Regions from separate parts of the Mus musculus genome. Here regions 1 and 2 are each linked to region 3. The links are chromatin contacts, found by Hi-C or POLR2A ChIA-PET in ENCODE. All regions are on one chromosome and are shown on one strand. Each heading gives the region's core, a stretch centred on a gene start or an enhancer-like site at or near the end of the contact. The rest is flanking DNA. Distances are from core to core; before and after follow the strand shown. Region 1 holds the start of Clp1 (CLP1, cleavage and polyadenylation factor I subunit). Region 2 overlaps Ube2l6 (ubiquitin-conjugating enzyme E2L 6). Region 3 holds the start of Serping1 (serine (or cysteine) peptidase inhibitor, clade G, member 1).

Region 1 (4,506 bases), core at 1,444-3,943, 48 kb before region 3:
GACAGGGTTTTAGTACAAAGCTCTAGCCTAGCTTCAAACTCCTGAAAGTCCTATCTTAGCTTTCCAAGTCCTAGGATTATAGGGATCAGCTACAATACCCACTGATATATTAACATCAAAATTGATGTTTTTAATGACTGTGGTTTTAACCCCATAACATGGATTTAACTTTATGTTACTTAAGCTTCTTTTTTACAGTGTTTTATTTTTTATTATGTATCTGTATGTCTGCCTGTGCACATGAGTGCAGGTGCACAGAGGCCTAAGGCATCAGATCCTCCTAGCACTGGAGTGACAGGCAACTGGGAATAGCATGACATGGGTGCTAGGAAGTCAACTCTGACCCTTGACAGGAGTAGTACTGTTTTTGATTTTGGTTTTGTTTTGTTTGCAATAGGGTCTTACTATGTCCTGGAATTCACTATGGAGACTGGACTGCCTCTGAATCTGCTAAAATTAAAGGTATATGCCAGACCCCCCCCCTTTTTTTTTTTTTTTTTGGTTTTTCAAGGCAGGATTTCTCCATGTAGCCATGGCTGTCCTAGAACTCTCTCTATAGACCAGGCTGGCCTCGATCTCAGAAATCCACCTGCCTCTGCCTCCCAAGTGCTGGAATTAAAGGTGTGAGCCACCACTGCCCAGCATATGCCAGACTCTTAACTGCTGAGCCATGTCTCCAAGCCCCCTGCTTCCTGTTTTACCTCTTAATAATGAGTTACTACGAATAATGCCACAAGATGCTATGCAGTCTACAGCTGACTTATGTTAAAATGATCTTATGAAATCAGGTGGCAGTAATACCACACCAAAAAATAAAAATAAGAAAGGCAATTATATTCAAAAGGAAAATTTTGCAGTTCTAAGTAACAAAGTTCCCTACTTCCTACCCTGATTGTAACTTTTCCCTCCACCCCCTCTTAAATTCCAGTTCTGACCTTATTGTAAAGCTTGATGTTGGTGCCAGGCGTGGTGGAGCCAAAATGATACACAAGAGGGGCCTGGATGGAGAAACCTTCTTCCACATCTGCTGGACGCTCAATGTACAGGGCCCCCATGGTACCAGGGATGGACACAGAGCCCTGGCCTACATCTAACTCCACGTAAGTAGGACGGCGGCCCAAACGCACTGCGTAGTTGAGTAGCAGTCGACACACAGTGGACTTGCCCACATCAGTAGGACCTACTACCATCACTCGGGGACCTCTCTCTTCTTCCTTTTCTGCCTGCCTCCGCATCTGCTCCAAGGCTGTATGAGTGTTGAGGTAAAGCAACATAGGGGTGTCCTTAGAGACATAAGCCACCTCAGTCCGGCCACTCAACTGCAGAGAACAGCCATGCCAAGTGAAAACAGCCACCTTGGCACCAGCATCAAAAGTGAATTTCTTGTTTCTGGTCAGCTCTGTGCCAAAGATCTCCGCCATGCCAGCCAACAACTCCAACTGAACCGATTGAGAGGCCTCCACCTCAAATCGAAGCTCTGTTTCTCGCTCTAGTTCAAACTTAGTCGTTGGCTTCTTGTCATCATTGGATTCCTCGCTCATCTTTCCAGTAAAGCTGACGTGCCTAGGACCCAAATTAAACATTTGATTAAATCACCACATCAGGCCACTATTCAAAAAAATCTTCCACTGGTTTAGTCCCTTTATCTTTTTCTGCAGTTCTTATTGCTGCCAGACTCACTGTTTACAGCCAGTCTCTCCACAACCAGAAGCTAAAGGTGTTTTGTTTTGTTTTGTTTGTTTCTCTGTGTAGCCCTAGCTGTCCCGGAATGCTCTGTAGACCAGGCTGCCCTGGAACTCAGAAATCCACCTGCCTCTGCCTCCCAAGTGCTGGGATTAAACACGTGCGCCTCCACTATCCAGCAGTAAAGGTATTTTTGTTTGCTCCTGGGCCTCTGGTAGGTGGAATAGTAACACACCTCAACAAAAAGTAAGAGTGAATGACTAGGACATAAAAAGAAAACTACCTACCGATGTAACTAACAGGAGATTTGAATTGCATAGTCTTTCCTCCATCACTCTATTGGAAAACAAAGTAACACATGCCCATTGTCCAGCTCCCTTAGCCAACACGAAACAAGCTCTGAATCGTATGCAAAGAACAGGACACTGGGTGCAGACTCAGAAAACAGTTGCATGTCCAACTCTGGGACTACTAGTAGTTACTTACTATAATCCAACGACTTAATACCTGAACCAACTCCCCAGCTGCTATATGGTGGGCTTTTACACGTCCTCTTGTAACGGTGCTGGGCCGGGAATAACAAGGACCACAGTTGGAAAAACAAAACATTGTAAATTAGAAACTACTGCCGGGCAGTGGTGGCACACGCCTTTTAGTCCTTGCACTTGAAAGGCGGAGGCAGAGGCAGGTGGATTTCTGAGTTCCAGGACAGCCAGGGTTACACATAGAAACCCTGTCTCGAAATAACAACAACAAACAAACAACAAACTACCAAAGAAATTTAAATTACTATTTCTAATTCTGAACCACAATTCTGGGTCTAGTTAGCTCCGACACCAAAATCTGCCGGGGCTTCTCAAAGGTAATTGGGATCCTTAAGCCTTACCTATACGGGCACGGACTCAAAACCAGCTTCACAGAAACCTGGGACCTCTGGAAACCTCCGACCTCAGCAAACCTCGGACCTCAGCAAACCACGAATAACGTTCACCTAAATACTAGCCGGAAAGCAAAGGCGGTTCCGCAATTGCGCAGTAGTAGAAGACGCGATCGCGTGATGCATCTTGGGACCTGTAGTTTGGAGTGAGTGAGCGCGCGTCGCCGCTTGGCCCTCTGGGAAATATAGTTCAAGGATTGTTCGGTGACCCGCGGAGGTGGGCGGGGCAGCGCCGTCACTTTGTGTGGGAAGACGACCGGAGGCGGAGAGGAGAAGTTGCTGGTTCGCCCTCGGGAGGGAGGTGGTTATAGGGTCTCTCCCTATCTGCTGTCCAGGAAAGCTAAGGGCGACCAGAAAGGGAGAGGCATTGCATCACTGTCTAGATCAGAGCTCTGCTCGACTAGACCACAAGCCAAAAAGTGGGGAAGTTAGCCTAAGCCGGAGACCCAGGCAGCTGGAAAGTGGCAGAAACACGCGCACGCGCACGCGAACACACACACATCAGGTCAAGCAGTACCCATTTGAGTCTATGCGGAACTGGCACATAGAAGAAACAAAGTGTAATTCTCCCTCTCTCCCTGCCCCCACCCCCACCTCCTCTGTATGCTCAAGGTGCCAACCTGGCACTCCATGAGATTCTCCTGCCTCTGATCTGACTTCTGGGATTTACAGACTTAAGCCAATAACCAGGCTGATTTTTTTACTTTAGTAAATATAGAATAAAAGTCCTATGATTTCTTTCGTTTATCTTATGAATCAGTCATTATCCAACAACTTCTGCCAGATTCTAAACTGTTTCTCTATGCACATCTGACAGTTATTCAAAATCGTTGACACCACTGCTAACTGGTTCCACGCCTATAATCCACTTCATGAGTATGGCCTTTGGAAACTTATATTATTTTACTGCCTGACAGGCTCCCTTTCCCTGAGACATCTCTTGTCTATAAAATGGGAATAATAACAGTATTCAACCTCCTAAAGTTGTTTTGAAGATTAGATGAGACATATGTGCTAAGCACAATGCCTATAATATAGAAAGTATCTGATGTTAGCCTTAAGTTTTTATTATAGACTGGGGAGACTATAATATCTGTTTATACATTTTTCAAAGTAGTTCCAGGTGTCTGTGTCACTGTACCCAACAAGCCGGGCAGTGGTGGCGCACGCCTTTAATCCCAGCACTTGGAAGGCAGAGGCAGTCGGATTTCTGAGTTCAAGGCCAGCCTGGTCTACAAAGTGAGTTCTAGGACAACCAGGGCTATACAGAGAAACCCTGTCTCGAAAAAAAAACAAAAAAACAAAAAAAAAAAAATACCCAACAAACCCAGGTAGGTATAACATCTCCAATTTCATCTGAGGAGAAAACTAGGCTAATCAGTGACATTTGCTCAAGAACTCAGTTATTAGTAGAGGTAGACTTTTGTTGTTTTTGTTGCTACTACTGCTGCTGCTGTTTTAAGACAGTGTCTTCACTGTTCTGGCTGTCTTGGAACTCACTACATACACCAGACTGGCCTCAAACAGAGATCCACTTGCCTCTGCCCCCAGAGTACTGGATTTAAAAACATTAAAGGTGGATTTAAAGGCTTAAAGGTAGATCTTTTTTTTTTTCTTTTTTTTTTTCTTTTTTTTTTTTTTTTTGATGGTTCATTTCTTTTTTTTTTTTGGTTTTTCGAGACAGGGTTTCTGTGTAGCCCTGGCTGTCCTGGAACTCACTCTGTAGACCAGGCTGACCTTGAACTCAGAAATCCTCCTGTCTCTGCCTCCCAAGTGCTGGGATTAAAGGCGTATGCCACCACGCCTGGCAAGGGTTCATTTCTTTTGCCAACTTAATTGAATCAGTCCTTGGACACCAAGGGTGGTGCAACTTTGGGTGTATCTGT
Region 2 (4,229 bases), core at 810-3,309, 36 kb after region 3:
ATGAGTAGACCTTACCTCCTCCCATGGTTCTCCTTGGTCCTGATGCCCTTCTCTGTCCTCTCCCCCAGTCTTGGAGGCCCTCAATGTGCTGGTGAGTAAACCGAATCTGGAAGAGCCTGTGCGTCTGGAACTTGCTGACCTCCTGACTCAGAACCCGGAGATGTTCAGGAAGAAGGCAGAAGAGTTCACCCTTAAATTCGGAGTGGACCGGCCCTCTTAATTCTGTTCTGAAGCCTGGATCGTCTGCTTAGCAGATGGATATCACCGACTGGTGCCCGAGGCCTTGGGAAGCTCACCCTGTGCCTAAGTTTTCCTTTGTAGTTGCTAATTATGAATCTTGTACCTGGTGTGTATGTATGTGATGGAGGTGGGGGGGCCTGTGTGATGTGTGCTCCTTCCCTGAGCTGTCTGGCTGTAGATGTACCATCCCCACATCCTCCTTGGCTTCAGAGCCAGTGGGAGTTAGGTACACACAGTTTCAGGCCTGCTTTCCAGCTCTCTCTGTCTTAGGCCACCTTTCAGGCCAATTGGCAGAAAATTGAATGCCCCAGGGCCCAGGCACCAAGGGGTGAGAAAGGCAGGACTCTGCTCAGAAGGCAGAGCCTACAGAAGGTACCAAATTTACTGTTGAGTGATTGAGATTGAAAGAGTAGTAAACTCAGTGCTCCAAGGTATGCTAATCATAAAACAGATAGTGACATTCCTCCACCCACCCACTTCCTGAGTTCAAGGAGTATTCATTCAAAGAAAGTCACCTTGACTTTCTTTGAATGAATACTGCAATGCAAATGTGCTATTGTTAGAGGCTCTTAGAAACTGTCTTGAGAGTTAACAATTACCAGGTATTCCTTGTGACACCTGTGACTTTGTACTTCCTTGTGACTCTTATCTGGTATTTTTGGTATTTTCCAACAACGCCCTTCCCACCTCCTTGAGTTGTGTTTTTTTTCCTTTAAATACCCCCTTACTCAGCTACTCGGGGCGCCACGGTCCTCTACCCCTGCGTGGTGTATGACCGTGGGCCCGAGAGCGCTCTTGAATAAAAATCCTCTTGCAATTTGCAGCAAGACCGTTTCTCGTGGGTGATTTTGGGGTGTCGCCCCTCCTGAGTCAGAACGTGGGGGAGTCCTCACGTTGTGGGTCTTTCAAGATCAACGGCGCTTGTCATAGGCATGTCCAGATTTAAGTGTTAAACATCTTATTTTCCACTGATGAATCTCAAGATAAAGAGTCTAACCTCCACCCAGAAGTCGGACTTCATGTTTCTGAATTGTTTGCTCCCTGACTGGCTACATTTCGGGGGGGGGGGGGCAGGCCTGAAGCTGGGATTTGTGTATCCCCAACCCCTGTCCAGGGGTGCTCCACAAAATGTGTCTGCTTGTCTGCCATTAACTTCACAGACAGATTCCAGAGTTCAGCTAAGTTTTCCATGAGAGGATGGGGTGGTTTGGGGGTTTGTTTTTAAAGTTTTTGTTACATTAAAAATAATTTTGTGTGTTTGTGTAGAAGTGTTCGAACATAGCATGGCTTGGGAGTAGAGGTAAAAGAACAGTTTTTTGGAGACATAAATTTCTCCTTCCACTAGGAAGGTTCTGAGGATTCGGCTAAGGTTGCCTGTGTGGCTTGGTGGCCTGCACCTTTTACCCTGTGAGCCCCATGAATGAAGTGTTTCATCAGAAAGCAGGCTGGCTAGGGACTAACAAAGAGTGTGACTCGGCATCTAGTGGCTATTCCCCCATACGGTATAAGAAATGCTGGCCCTGATTAGGCCATCCTTAGGTGGGCCTTCCAGAGGTCTACAGGGGGAACACCATTGTTTTGTGCAAGGCAACAGCTCATTAGTGGATTGTGTACGTCCTTCTGACAATCAGCAGAGACCGCATTTCTTTCTATATCCTTGGCAGCATGTCTGATTTCCCTTCCCCGGTGCTAGACAATGAGTCCACAGCTTCATATACGCCAGACGAGTCCACTATCACCGACTGAGCTTCCATACAGTGGAAACAAGTGGACACAAGGCAAAACTTCAGAGTAGGAGTGGTCAATTTTGTTGGAAACCAGTTACTTAGAATAGTGGCTGTCTCTCGAGCGCCACCCACCGACCGGCTCCAGAAGCACAGTTGTGTGAGATTTCGAGAGATTGTCTACTTCCTGTCTAGAAGTCGGCGTTCCTCAACTCCCCGCTCAGTGGGAGGAAGTGGAGAGAGCAAAAGAGACCTGGCAAACTGCCACACATGGCTCCAAATGCAGGTTTCTTTTTATTTTTGGCCCACCGCCTGTAACATACGTGTGGCTGGTTGGGGTGCGGGGAGCAGCAAGGAATGAGAGGAATTTTGAAAAAGCACTTTCGGTGCGGTTGATACTGGTGTCACCTGCTTTATGTCTGGTGGTGCGAAAGCACCCCGAGGCCACGGTTGGCAGCTGGGCTCCGCTTCCTCCTCCCGCATGGCTTTGCCATTCATTTCTTTTTCGTCTTCACCAGCCCTTTCTGCACAAGGCTACGGTATAGCTCCTGGATGTAGGTGTAGACACACTTGGAATCGGGCACTGCCAGCCGCACCATGTCATCCACCTCCAGCAGCTGGGCACAGTCGGCTAGTTTCCTGAGGGGAGGGTGGAATGAGGAGCATAGGGTCAAAGGTGAAGAGGAAGCCAAGGAGATGAATGGGTCCAGCAACCCTAACAGTTTCATTCAATTAGATCATCTATTTATTAAGCACCTACTATGTGTCAGGCACTCTTCTACTTGTTAGCAGTGAATAGCCAAAACCCTGTTTGATTACCAACAGTAATCAAATACATGAAGCAGAGGGTGTATCAGATTGGTGAGAGATCTTATGGAGAAAAGAATAGTGGAAAAGGGCCACTCAATGCTAGAGAGGGCTTCTGATAATTTTAATAGGGTCCTTGCGGAGGGTTTCAAGAGTAAATAAGGAAGCCGGGTGGAGAAACAGGATTTGCAAAGGCCCCAAAGCAGGACTGCTTGGTGTGTTTCTGGACTGCAGGGAACCCAGCAAGTCCTCATTTTCTAATCTATCAGCTGTACTTTGAGGCTACTTGATACCCCTGGGCTCTGCCGAGGCCGATAAGCTGGGCTAATCACTGCTCGGGCCTCCTGTCCCTGTGCCAGGTGTCTTATCAGCTAGTTCTGCATGACGGTCTCGGTTACTCCTCTTTATCACTAACAAGCAGAGGAGGAACTGAGCTGAGAGGGTTAGGTGCTTTGCCCAAGGTGAAAGAATGTAACAGTTGGGGCTCTGACCCAGGCCTGCCCAATGCCTTTGGCAGCTTGGCTCGGAGGATGCTAGGTCTCCACAGCCTGGGCTGCCGAGGCCAGTCAACCATGGGTGCTAGCAATGGGAGCAAGAAGGCCCCAGTGGAAATCTTCTCTTGGGGCTGCCACAGCTGGGCTGAAATCCAAGCCACTGGCATGGGAGCTGGGGGAGGGGCACAGATCGGAGAGTTTTGAAGAATGGGACAAACTCACCGCATCCACACCTCAGTCCATGGCTGTGGGCTAGTGCTGTCCCCCTAACACTGGGAAAGCAAACCTTTTATGTCTCTGGAGCCCGGAACAGAGCAGGGCTCCCTCAAGAGTAACTGATGAAGCCCGCTGGGGCTTTGGACTGGCTACTCTTTCCCTCCATGGAAGGATTTTTGAGAACTAGAGGAGAGTTCCAGATCAGGGGATCAGGGTGATAGCTGTGGCAGAGGCCACCTTTCAGATCCTGTGAGACACTTCCAGGGAGGCCATGGAGCTGAGAAAGAGGAGTGAGGATTCGAACCTTGGCACCTCAACTCTAATTCTCCACTCTCTGTTCCTATAACTCTTCGTAGCCTCAATCCCATTCCATGGCCTGGCGCCTCCCAAAGCCTGCGGCCATCCTCTGCTCTTCTGTGCCTCTGCCTCACTTGAAACCAGGTTTGTACTCTCTAGGTTAGGGATGTCCGTCAGGGGGCAGAGCTGCCTATTCTTTTGTTGCCTCTAAGCTTAGCTAGACCAGGAGTGTCACATAATACCTACCCTGTCACAGTCCTCCTGTAGGGACCTGGGAAGACCCTACCGATCTCCACCTATGAGGATTCATTGACTGGGTCTGGACAAACATTTTGCAGATGCTTACTTGGTTTAGAGAGCCTTCATTCAGCATTGGGGTATTGCTGGGCTGGAACTTCAAGGTATTTTACCTTCCATCCCATGGCAGAACAACATAAAACTGGAAGAGGAC
Region 3 (4,398 bases), core at 118-2,617:
CCTGTCTTCTGGGCCTTTGGGAAGTGGAGACAGGAGAATCTCCTTATGTGGCAGTATATTCAGAAGTGGGAAGGAAAGTGTGTAAAATCCAGATCCCTTGCTTAACTAGACGTTATGTGCTAACTAGCTCCTTACCCAGTGTCACCCAGGATGCCAGCTTCCAGCATAGTCCACTGCTCATCCACCGTAAGCAAGCGCTCACAGTTTTCATTAGTTGACTTGTTATCCCTGTCCTACTTGGCTACCGGGACCACAGTGTTCTTAACCGTGGTGCGGGTCCAGGTCTGTCTGCTAGCTTTCCTCCTTGCATCCCGCTTTCTACAGACCCTAGCTTAGAAGAGACCATCACAGCAGCACCAGGGGTGGAGGGTGTCTGTTTTTCACAACTTGGGCTTGTTCTTCATCTTCCCTTCTATGACCCATCTAAGCCTGGCTGATGGGTCTATGTATTCTCCTTTTTACATAGTGGATTAAGGAAGCCCAGAAAAGGGTCCTGCCCAAGGTCATTCAGCTAACGAACCTTCCAATAGACAACCCAGTCCCTCTAGACCCTGGTCTAACGCTAGTTCAAGACTCGAACTTAAGATTCCCTGGAGAGGCTTCCCTCCTTCACCAAGACCTGAAGAGTTAATTCTCACTCCTACCCCCACCCCACCCCCTCACAGGGGGACCACTTACCCCAGCCAGCAGCAGCAGCAGGAGGGTCAGTGGGGTCAGCCTGGAGGCCATCTGGGCAGCGATGTCAGCTGCGTCCTACGAAGCCAGTTAGCCTCAGAGCCAGCCTTGGAGCCTAGGAGCTCAGGGGTCCACCCCATTCCCGGGCCCGCCCCCATTCCATTCCAGGCCTCGACCCTTCCAGGGTGTGTTCTCTCCTCCTCCCTCTGGGGCAACCTTCTCTCTGTCTCCGCCCTCTGTTTTGTTTTCCCCAAACCGCTTCGCTTTCCCGGCACCGGCTGGCCCTTCTCTCCCTTCACGCCCAGGTCTCGGCCCATCTGTTCAATCTCCCTGCTCCGCTTAACAGAACAATAAGCCAGAGGCTGCAGGAGGAGGCCAGGGCGAGCTGGGCAGCACAGCTCACAGCTTTGAGGGAGGAGGAGGGGGAGGGGGGAGGAGGAGGAGGAGGAGGAGGAGGAGGAGGAGGAGGAGGAGGAGGAGGAGGAGGAGGAGGAGGAGGAGGAAAGCTCAAGTAGAATCAAGTGTATGGAAACTACAGAAATAACAAACGGGATAAGGAGGCTGGAGATCTCCCTGCCAAGCCCTCTTTAACTTTGTGTTCCTCCCAAAGCCCCCTATTACCAAACCTGGTCCAAGTTCTTGGTCACTAGGCAGCTTCAGGACAGACTGAGCAGACAGTCGCAGAGAATCAGTGTGTGGGGGGGGGGCACTCTCAGCTATTGGCTGGTTTAGGACACAGCCCAGTTAAAAATTAAGGATGATTGATTGCTAGTGTGAGTTCCTGTAAATCCGGATGGGACGGATGGGACGAGTCTCGAACTGTGGGCCAGTTAGCCCGGAGTTCCTCTTGGAATGGGGTAGGATGTGACCGGTTGGGATAAGGAAGCTTGAGTGACGCTCTTAGTGATCTTAGTGTTTTGTGGATCAAGATAAAGGCAGAAGAAGCACACAACGTGCCTAAGGTTTGACAATGGATGAGCTTTTTGAGATTAATGGGTAAAGCAAGCCTTTAGAAATAGGCCAAGCCTTAGAAGTAGTTAAATGGCCTTCCATTGCTCTCATTTGGAGATATGCCAGCCTTGGGCCCGAATCTCCTAAAAACCTAATGGCTGCTGGATCTTCCCCATTCCTACACGTAATCACCGGCTCCAGTTTCCAGCCGAGCCCTGGCTTCAACCCCTTAGTTGCACAACAAAGCAAAACAACCACAAAAACCAACAACCGAAACAGAACATTAACCCCAAACCAGCCCCCAAACCAAAAGACCAAATTCTGAGGTACATGTCTTTGTGGTTGAGTTGTCACCATAGGCCTATTGTGGGAGACCCTGGCAAGGAGGAGCCCAGTTAGACTTGAATTTTAAGTAAATTCCATGCAATCTTGTAATATGCTGGTGATAAAACTTTTTGCCATTTGTTTTGTATCTAAAATTCAAATTTGACTGAGCAGTCTGAATTTTTTTTTTGGATCAAACGTCTTCTGCAAAAGCAGGCTGTTCTCCCTGGAAACGCGCTGTAGCTTGTGAAGTTCTGCGACTGTCTAACTGTAGGCCTGACCCTTCCTGCCTTCGCCTCTTTCGGGAAAGTTTGTTTGTAGCTGGAGATCCGATACTCAAGGAGAGGAGAGCATTCATATCTTCCCTCGGACCTTAGAAAAGTCTTCTACCTCGCTCTGTGCTTTTTTTTTTTTTTTGGTTTTTCGAGACAGGGTTTCTCTGTATAGCCCTGGCTGTCCTGGAACTCACTCTGTAGACCAGGCTGGCCTTGAACTCAGAAATCTGCCTGCCTCTGCCTCCCGAGTGCTGGGATTAAAGTCGTGCGCCACCACGCCCGGCTGCTTCATTTTCTGTAACCACTCCAGGAGCTGCTAAACTGTAGGGAGTTTCCATAATCTCAGAGCTGCAGGCAAATTCTACTTTGTACCCCAGGCTCCAACTGATGGCCTTGAGGCATGAGGAGCTGAGGATTCTGGGAAGTGGGTGAGCTACACTAAAAGTCAATACATTCATTGAGTTATTACATCTTTGTGTTTGCCCTGCCATTAACTCTCATAACACCCAGGAAGTAAGTACTAACATTGATCACATCTTAAATGAGGTATTTATTATTTGTATTTTAATGAGGCACTGAATCCCTCTGATACTATGAAGCAGACTTGACATTTTAGCTCTGAAGTTGCCTATGTCAGGCATTTTGGTCACAGAGACTTGACATAACTAGTATAGAAAATTGGTTTCAGAGTAAGATAATTTCTTAACCAAATTTATTCTTGTGCTATGGAGGCCTTTGGAACTAGTTTGTGGAGAGGATAAGGAGGAATTAGGAAGTGAAGGTGAGGGAAATGTTACAATATTATAAATGCTACTTAATGGGCTATTTTGGTGAAGGTTTGGAAGACTAAACACCAACCAACATGTAGACAGATCATGAGGTTTCTGGTAGCAATAAGGATTCTATTGAGAAATGGACTACATCCAATCCAGCAAAGAATTTGGCCATGCTCTGTTCGAGTCCTGAAATTTGGGGTGCGATTGGATTGAAAAGTAATAGACTAGCATATTGGTAGGAGAACTTTAGAGACAGAATCAGGAGCATAAAGACTGGCAGAAAGATAGGAATCCAATATGGCTAGGAAAGGAGTGTGGATTGTTTAAAGTAGCAGGCAAATCGGCTGTACACAAAGAGATGATAATTGTTAAGGAGATCAGTGCCGCAGAAGAGAAACTGTACTCTTTGTGCAATGGAAACGGTGTCTTGAGGGTGAGACTCCATACATCAAAGGTAGTGCAGTGTTTTATAAAATGGCAGCAGTGATGCCACAGAAGGCAGCGCCTGGTCAGGCCCACGCTGGAGCTTTCCTTCTGACAAACCAGCTGAACAATAGGCTTAATATAAAAAGAGAGTTTATGTGGGACCTGGAGGAGAGGGTAGGGGCAGAGAAGGGAGGGGGACAGAGAAGGACAAAAGGAGAGAGAAAGAAGAGAAGAGGCTGGCCATGGAACGTGAGGAAGAGAGGGAGAGAGTAGATGGAGAGAGAGAGAGAGAGAGAGAGAGAGAGAGAGAGAGAGAGAGAGAGAGAGAGAGAGAGAGAGAGAATGGAAAGAGCAAAATATAGCAAGCTAGCCAGCGGCTCTTTTATGTGAGCCAGGCTCTTACCTGGCTGTTGCTAGGTAACCTCTTACCTGGCTGTTGCTAGGTAACGGGCAAAGCCTAAAGGAAATACTAACAGGTAGATACAGGGCATACAATGGAAAAAACATTAGAAAAACTTTCCTTTTCTTTGTAAAAAAAATTTCTTTTTCTTGTGTGTGTCACACTCAGAGGATAGAGAATAAAGGTAGACTTCCACCTAAGAAAGTTTCTTTCCAGGCTATGCTTTGTAAAAACTCAGCTGAGGTCCAAGGAGCCTGGATACGGTTGGACCTACCAGTGGAAGCTGATGTCATCTGCCTACTGTTGGTTTTACAGGTGCACGGAATGAGAATTTTGTGATCATGGAAGCTCGAACCCAGATATTTAAGCCTGGGAGGCCAGGCACAGGGGTCAAGCTCAGAATCTTGCAGCAAATCCTTGAGAGGCCAGCTTATGAAGCTGTGATGGTAAAGAACAGGAGACCTCAAGATGGGCGTGCTAGAAGTGTGTGCCATCTGCCGAGAAAAACCACAGGCACCTCGTGAAGCCATCCCAAGAGAAAATCCATGTGAAGTACAACTGAGAAGGCCAT

The links. Hi-C counts contacts between places; a loop is a spot of excess contacts on that map. ChIA-PET counts read pairs that join two places held with the same protein, here RNA polymerase II (POLR2A).
Region 1: POLR2A ChIA-PET joins it to region 3 with 10 read pairs in embryonic stem cell. The contact joins the promoter of Clp1 here to the promoter of Serping1 in region 3. POLR2A ChIA-PET finds 5 or more read pairs at or near these places in 3 of 5 experiments (Patski and embryonic stem cell).
Region 2: POLR2A ChIA-PET joins it to region 3 with 10 read pairs in embryonic stem cell. The contact joins the enhancer-like site here to the promoter of Serping1 in region 3. A Hi-C loop is called at or near these places in 1 of 37 maps with a recorded cell type or tissue (heart). POLR2A ChIA-PET finds 5 or more read pairs at or near these places in 3 of 5 experiments (all embryonic stem cell).

The regions. Positions count from the first base shown.
Region 1 is chr2:84,724,594-84,729,099 of GRCm38, forward strand. Clp1 (CLP1, cleavage and polyadenylation factor I subunit) reads right to left here and starts at 2,694. Exons shown (of 3, transcript NM_133840.3): 1 at 2,570-2,694; 2 at 936-1,563. The coding sequence starts at 1,541.
Region 2 is chr2:84,808,937-84,813,165 of GRCm38, forward strand. Ube2l6 (ubiquitin-conjugating enzyme E2L 6) reads left to right here. Exons shown (of 4, transcript NM_019949.2): 4 at 69-1,067. The coding sequence ends at 220. It overlaps Smtnl1 (smoothelin-like 1), which reads right to left. Exons shown (of 8, transcript NM_024230.2): 8 at 2,240-2,603. The coding sequence ends at 2,459. Among named protein-coding and RNA genes, the nearest start is that of Smtnl1, 12 kb to the right of the region's middle. Within about 2 kb of position 2,060, at least 1 of the 3 ENCODE cell types and tissues checked has a DNase peak (open chromatin) inside an H3K27ac peak, as active enhancers do; it is heart, where a contact is called at or near this core.
Region 3 is chr2:84,774,062-84,778,459 of GRCm38, forward strand. Serping1 (serine (or cysteine) peptidase inhibitor, clade G, member 1) reads right to left here and starts at 1,368. Exons shown (of 8, transcript NM_009776.3): 1 at 1,302-1,368; 2 at 679-753. The coding sequence starts at 729.